2 separate regions of the Mus musculus genome follow, and region 2 is linked to region 1. A link is a loop called in an ENCODE intact Hi-C map of the cell type or tissue named here. Cell type or tissue: left cerebral cortex. All regions are shown on one strand. Each heading gives the region's core, and the rest is flanking DNA. Links, peaks and the distances in the headings are about the cores only.

Region 1 (2,921 bases), core at 299-2,798:
AGAATTTCATTATAAAGTGGCAAACAGGATGCGTCTGGAAACAAGGGCCGGAGGCAGGAGAGTAGAAGCAGAAGGAGAGAGTCTGCTTCTGACTCATCTCTGTGTCTATCTTTGTAACTCGCCTCTTTTCTATCTGAAGACCTGATCTGTAACTGGCTCACAAATTCACACGTTAGTGGTCCAGCCGTCAGGCTCTGTTCCCTGAGAAGGGACTCTGATCCCATCTTGCTCTTCGGCAGTAGGTATAGGAGGGTGAAGGGAGGCCAGTAGTGGGTGGCCATGCAGAGATATGGCTGTAAGTGGTAGTGTAAGGGAAAGTGGGCCAGCCAAACAAACAGCGCCAAGTATGTGGTTCATTCAACTATGGTTCTAGAATGGTACTTTCACAAGCTGCTTGAATGAACCACATGGATGTGACAGGGGTGCCAAGAGAGGAGTGGAAAGATACCACAAAGTGACTCATTCCATGTTCTCGTTCGGTGAGATGACAAAGTCCCAGAGCTAAGAGACCTGTTTACTTAGAATCACCCTCCTGGCTGCTCAGGCCCTTGGGATAAGTTCTTTATTTGGGCAAACCTCTCAGTCTTTTAAGCAGTTAGGCTCCTGCTAACACCAAGAGCTACCATATTGGTAAGTTTTCTTGTTGCTGCAACAAAGTTACCGAAAAAGCAAGGTGAAGGGTTTCTTCTGAATAACAGTTTCAGGCAGGTCTATCACGCTGTCTATCATGCTGGAGGAACCTGGTGGTCATGGTGACCAGATTGTAGATCCAGTGTGGAAGCAGAGACAGGTGAACGCTGATGAGCAGCTAGCTAGCTCCCCACTTCTATAGGACTCCAGGAAATGGAACTGCCTGCATCTACGGGGAAACTTGCTACCTCAACCTAATCTATTACAATCCCCCCCTCCCCCGACACACCTAGAAGTGTGTTTCCATGGTGATTCTAGATCTAGTTAAGTCAACAAAACCTCTCAGCCTCAGTGCTCACTGAAAATGTGTCAAGAAGAGCCCCTAACTGGGCCCTATGACTGGAGCTGAAGGTGGGTTAGAGACAGGAAATGGTTCTTCTGACTCAAAAGATGATTGCTTCCAGGGGTAGATTAATTTCCAAATGCTTCCTAACTATGTCTTTCTAGAAACTACAGTACCTAGTATAAGCATTCAATTTATTATATAAAATGATCTGCATTCAGATCCTGGCCTCATACTAACGAGAGGTTGTTTACCTTTCTAACCCATAGCTTTCTTATCTGTGATGGGCTCTAATGCTCACCTCCCCACAGAACTGCTATGTAGTATGCTATGATTCGCATGTGCAATGTCTTCCCCAGGCCCACTTCTCTAAGCAGCAGAACTATTGTGGAAGACTGTGGAACCTTAGAGGGTGGAGCCAAACTTCAGGAAGTGAGTCACTTGGAGTGGGCCTTTGAAGGTTAGGCCTGGCTTGTTCTACCATGAGTTCTGCCTTCTAATCCTCCCGGATGTGGAGAGCCCCACCACATGCTCCCACCGACACAGACTGAGCGTTTCTTCCTTGGCTTCCCCACTGTGGGGCGCTAAAACTCTCAGGAATCCTGAGCTCAAGCAAACCTTGCCTTCCTTGGGCAGTTTCTGTCCAGTATCACAGTCACAGCAGTGCAACAGTCACTGACATGGAGAAAATGAGACCTCAGCACAGTGTCTGGCTCCACACTCACCGGTAGCTGCCTAATGGCTTCCCTGAAGCCCAGTCATTCATTTCTTCTCTGACTCTACTTTCTGAGGTAGAGAGGGTACCCCAGAACACAAATCCCCAAAGCTGACGCACAGTCGTGTTTAGAAGAAGATACCCCTCACATCAACACTAGGTTTAAGAAGAACATTTGCTTCTAAGGTTGGCTCCCTGTAACTGGAGCCACCATGAAGTCCTATCATCATGTACCACCTGTGACAATGACCTCTACAGACAAGCTATGGAGACATATATATACATATGCACATATATGCACATAAACATATACACACACATACACATACAGTTACATATAAACATATAGCCACATATACATGTATATACACATATACACATAAACATATATACACATACACACATACATATGCATATACAGTTACATATCCAAATATAGCCATATATACATATAGATGCACATGCACATATACACACCTATACAGACACATATATACACATAAACATACACACATATGTATATACATACACACATAAACACACATGCATATACACACATATACACATATATACATACATACACACATATACACATAAACATATACATACATATATACATACATATACATATTGCATAAGGCTAGGGAAGACATTTAGGAGGCTCTTGAAGGAAAATATAGGAAAGCAAAATATTATTAGCATTCTAGTAAATCAATCACAGATGGTCTTCAAAATTAATACAAAAGCAGACTGCTCATTTTCAGTGAGTGCCCACCTTTTTAAAAATAACCTGAAAGTGTCCCGAGACCACCATCCACAAGAGTGAGCAGATACCCACCAGTTCAGCTGAAATTGTAAAAGAGAAAAAGAAAGAACAGAAACGGGTCTTTATTCTTTCCCTTGTGCTTGACAACAGAGTTGATGAAATCGCAGATGATGATCTCCTGGGATGTGGACTGTGGGTCCTTCTCCATCCCTGGAAATGCAGCTGGTCCGTGTGGCTGTTCTGTACTCAGAGGAAAGCTGTGTACTCAGATCCAGGGTGCCACTGTCACCCGAAGACCCCTGAGCCACCTTCCCAATCCTGCCTCCTGTAACCAGTGGCTCTTTCCACTAGAATTCTGTTTATGGTATAATTAATGAAAGCTAATGGCCCTTGCAGATACTTTGCCAGAGAGCCCCAAATTTAAACTCACACTGCTGATTAAGATGGGCTCTTCTCGTCTACTCTTC
Region 2 (2,921 bases), core at 288-2,787, 130 kb after region 1:
TTTGGCTAGAGCAAGGGATAATAGAAATGAGTTCATCTCAAAATATGTCAAGAAGGGTTCCTTCCTCTCTGCTTTTTAAAAATACCCACCAGCCTCCTTGTCATTTGCATATCCTCCAGGCTAGAGGAAGTACTTTAATCAGTACTTCTAATTGTGGAGAAGAGAACATGTCACCAGCCGCCCCCACACTAGCATCTGATCGGGAAGAATGGATTTCTCCCACGCTGGGACCAGGCTGCTGGCTTCTCTATCACTCTGCTCAGAGTCCAGATTGTAGGGCCAACATCAAGTCTTCTGCTAGTGTGAAATGAGACTCTCTCCTTTTATCTCTTGTCATCTTCTTGTGTGCGTGTTCACATGTGTGTATGTGTTCACATTTGTGTGTTCACATGTGTGTGCGTGTAGGCCAGAGGTTGATGTGCATCTTCCTCTATCTAATGTGTATCAGTCTCTATCTTATGTTTCTGGGATAGGGTCTTTGATTGAACTTGGCACTCACTGGCTAGACTCCGTTCCCATCTCCCCGGTGCTAGGATTGGAGGACACCACACACTGCCTGTCACACGGTACAACAGCCACTTGCTTTAATGGCTGTACCACGTCCCCGGTTCTATTTCTTCCTTTTAAAAGAATCTGTTTTCTTTGACGAACATGGCCTTGATGGTCCATCTCAGGAGGAATTGGAAATGACCCTCACCTCCAATATGCTAAGTGCCCCCAGGGTATTGTGGAACTGTGTACAGGCAGCTGCAGAAATGCCACCCTCAGCTCAGTGCCCAAGTCGTCTCCGCATGGCTACTCTGGAGTTCTTTCCTTGACTTCCCAGTTAGTTTTCCATTTGCTGGCTCACCAGCTTTGGCAGGTTTTGTGAGTGTGAGGAATCCTGGGCACATCAGTGGCCTTCCCAGGTTCTGGTTGGTGCTTTACTTGAGGGCACTAGCTTAGAGCTTCTCCACTGGACTTTGACCTTACTCCTAAGTTACAGTTGGGGTTGGTATGTATAGTAGTGGGCCAGGCATCGAATACAGTGAGCATCTCTTTAGCCAGGGATCCTGTTATCTCATTGTCCCCAGGCCATGTGACATGCCCACGGAGCTTGCCCAAAACCATGTGACTCGGTGGGTAAGAGGCCCCACTATAGCACAATGAGACTGACTCCAGAATTCACCCAGCCTCAGTACTTTCATCCCTTATGTTGAGTTAAAAACTCCCCCACAAAAGCCTTGCTAGTGCATGTTCCGAGTGAGTGAGTGGCTAACACTGGGAGGAGAAAGAGGAGCACTGGGAAGGATGCTTGGAGGACGGTGATTTGAACTTGGTCTCAGAGGAGAGGATTTAGGTGGGAGGATTGAGTTTGTACAAAGGGTGCCTCTACACAGAGGTATCCACCGAAGCATGAGGAGGACGAGGGTGCCTGCCCTCTCTGAAGGATGCCTTGCGTGACAGCTGAGCAGGTGCCTCGAGAGAGACGAGATGTACTGGTAAGACGACTCCAGATGGCATGGATTAGTGATGTCTGCAAGGAACAGGCAAGGAAACACCTGAAAGACAGGCCACTGGGCTCTGAGGGTTCTCATGTGGCCCGTGTGCTACTGTACCATCGAGTCTGTGGCACCTGGCAAAAATGCCTCTCCGGGCAAGGTTCCGAGCTTGGCACTAGGAACTTGCTTCTTGCCTCCAGGAGCCCGATGATGCTTATTTCTTCAGAGCCTCCCTACCTTTTGCCTTTTGCTTTTTCCGTTCTTTTGCAACAGGGCCAGAGATGGCTGCGCACAAATCCCAGGATGTCTTGGAAACAGCCACAGCAGAGTAAAACGCTTGATAAGTGGCAGATCCCCAATTTCTGTCCCTCACTAAGGAACAACCAAAGGCACATGCTTGAGGCAGAGTGCCATTTGTAGCTGGCACTACGCCGATCCTGCACGGTTGTCCTCCCAGGGAAATGTCTGTGCTTTAGTGATTAACTAGGAAATGGTAACAGTTGCTTCTTCTTTCCAGGGGAATCGACCCCTATGATCAGCCAAACGCTATCTACATTGAGCGACATGAACCCTTTGGGTTCTCCACAGTGCTCCGCAGTACAGACTTCTTCCAGTCCCGGGAAAACCAGGAAGTGATCCTGGAGGAAGTGAGAGACTTTCAGCTTCGCGACAAGTATATGTTTGCTACAAAGGTGGTGGTAAGTTGAGGACGCTCAGCAGTGCGCGGCTCCCGCACCCACCTGGACGAGTTTGTATGACGTCAGCTGGATGATAGACTTGCCGTAGCTTGGCTGAAGGATCCTGGTTGTCAGTGAACATACCTGAAGAAGGTAGAAGGCCAGAGTGGAGAAATTTAGAGCAGGCAATCAAAGTATCGATCAGGAAAAAAAAAATCTAGAAAGCTGCTTGTCTCCCTGTAGCCAAGCATCCCAGACAAAGACAGATCTCACTTTAGGTGTGTGTGGTTGAGTGTGTATGTGTTAGCATGTGTGTGTGGGCATTTGTGTGGTGTCAACAAAGGTTGACCTCAAGTGGTTTTGTTGTTGTTTGTTTTTGTTTGTTGGTTTTTTTCTCTCTCTCTCTCTCCACTGCAGTTCAGTTAGAGGCTTGCTGGTCAGTCAGCTCCAGGGAACCTTCCATCCCAGCTTCCCCAGAACCACTGTGTCTGGTTCCTCACCCCCAATGGGGCCTGGGGATTGAACTCAGGACCTCATGCTTGCCCAGTAAATGTCTCACCAACTGAGCTAGCTCCTCAGCTCCTAAAAACAACCTTCTTTGTACTCTCAGTAAAAAGAATATGGACAGGAGCCATGGTGCTTGAAGGCTCATGTTCCTTTAAATCCCACTACCTGGTTTCCTTCCCATTTAGACTCATCTCTCTGAGATTTCTGGACGCTTTCATTTACATGGCTCATAGGATGTGTTGTCACTCCCGAGTGG

Evidence for each region. Hi-C counts contacts between places; a loop is a spot of excess contacts. Peaks named below come from ENCODE experiments on the same cell type or tissue, not always from the same donor. Only the 100,000 strongest peaks of a DNase experiment are listed, where the experiment ranks them.
Region 2: a loop joins it to region 1, with 1.8 times the contacts of the local background. A loop is called at or near these places in 1 of 42 quality-filtered maps.

Annotation. Positions count from the first base shown.
Region 1 is chr9:42,207,273-42,210,193 of GRCm38, reverse strand. It overlaps 4930546K05Rik (RIKEN cDNA 4930546K05 gene), which reads left to right and starts at 963. Exons shown (of 7, transcript NR_040754.1): 1 at 963-1,041. In left cerebral cortex, for the core only: a CTCF peak has its summit at 1,556; DNase peaks (open chromatin) are centred at 315 and 1,538; H3K27ac peaks cover 1,745 bases.
Region 2 is chr9:42,081,046-42,083,966 of GRCm38, reverse strand. It overlaps Sorl1 (sortilin-related receptor, LDLR class A repeats-containing), which reads left to right. Exons shown (of 48, transcript NM_011436.4): 6 at 1,999-2,179. Among named protein-coding and RNA genes, the nearest start is that of Sorl1, 42 kb to the left of the region's middle. In left cerebral cortex, for the core only: no CTCF peak of the experiment used is centred there; a DNase peak (open chromatin) is centred at 1,250; H3K27ac peaks cover 903 bases.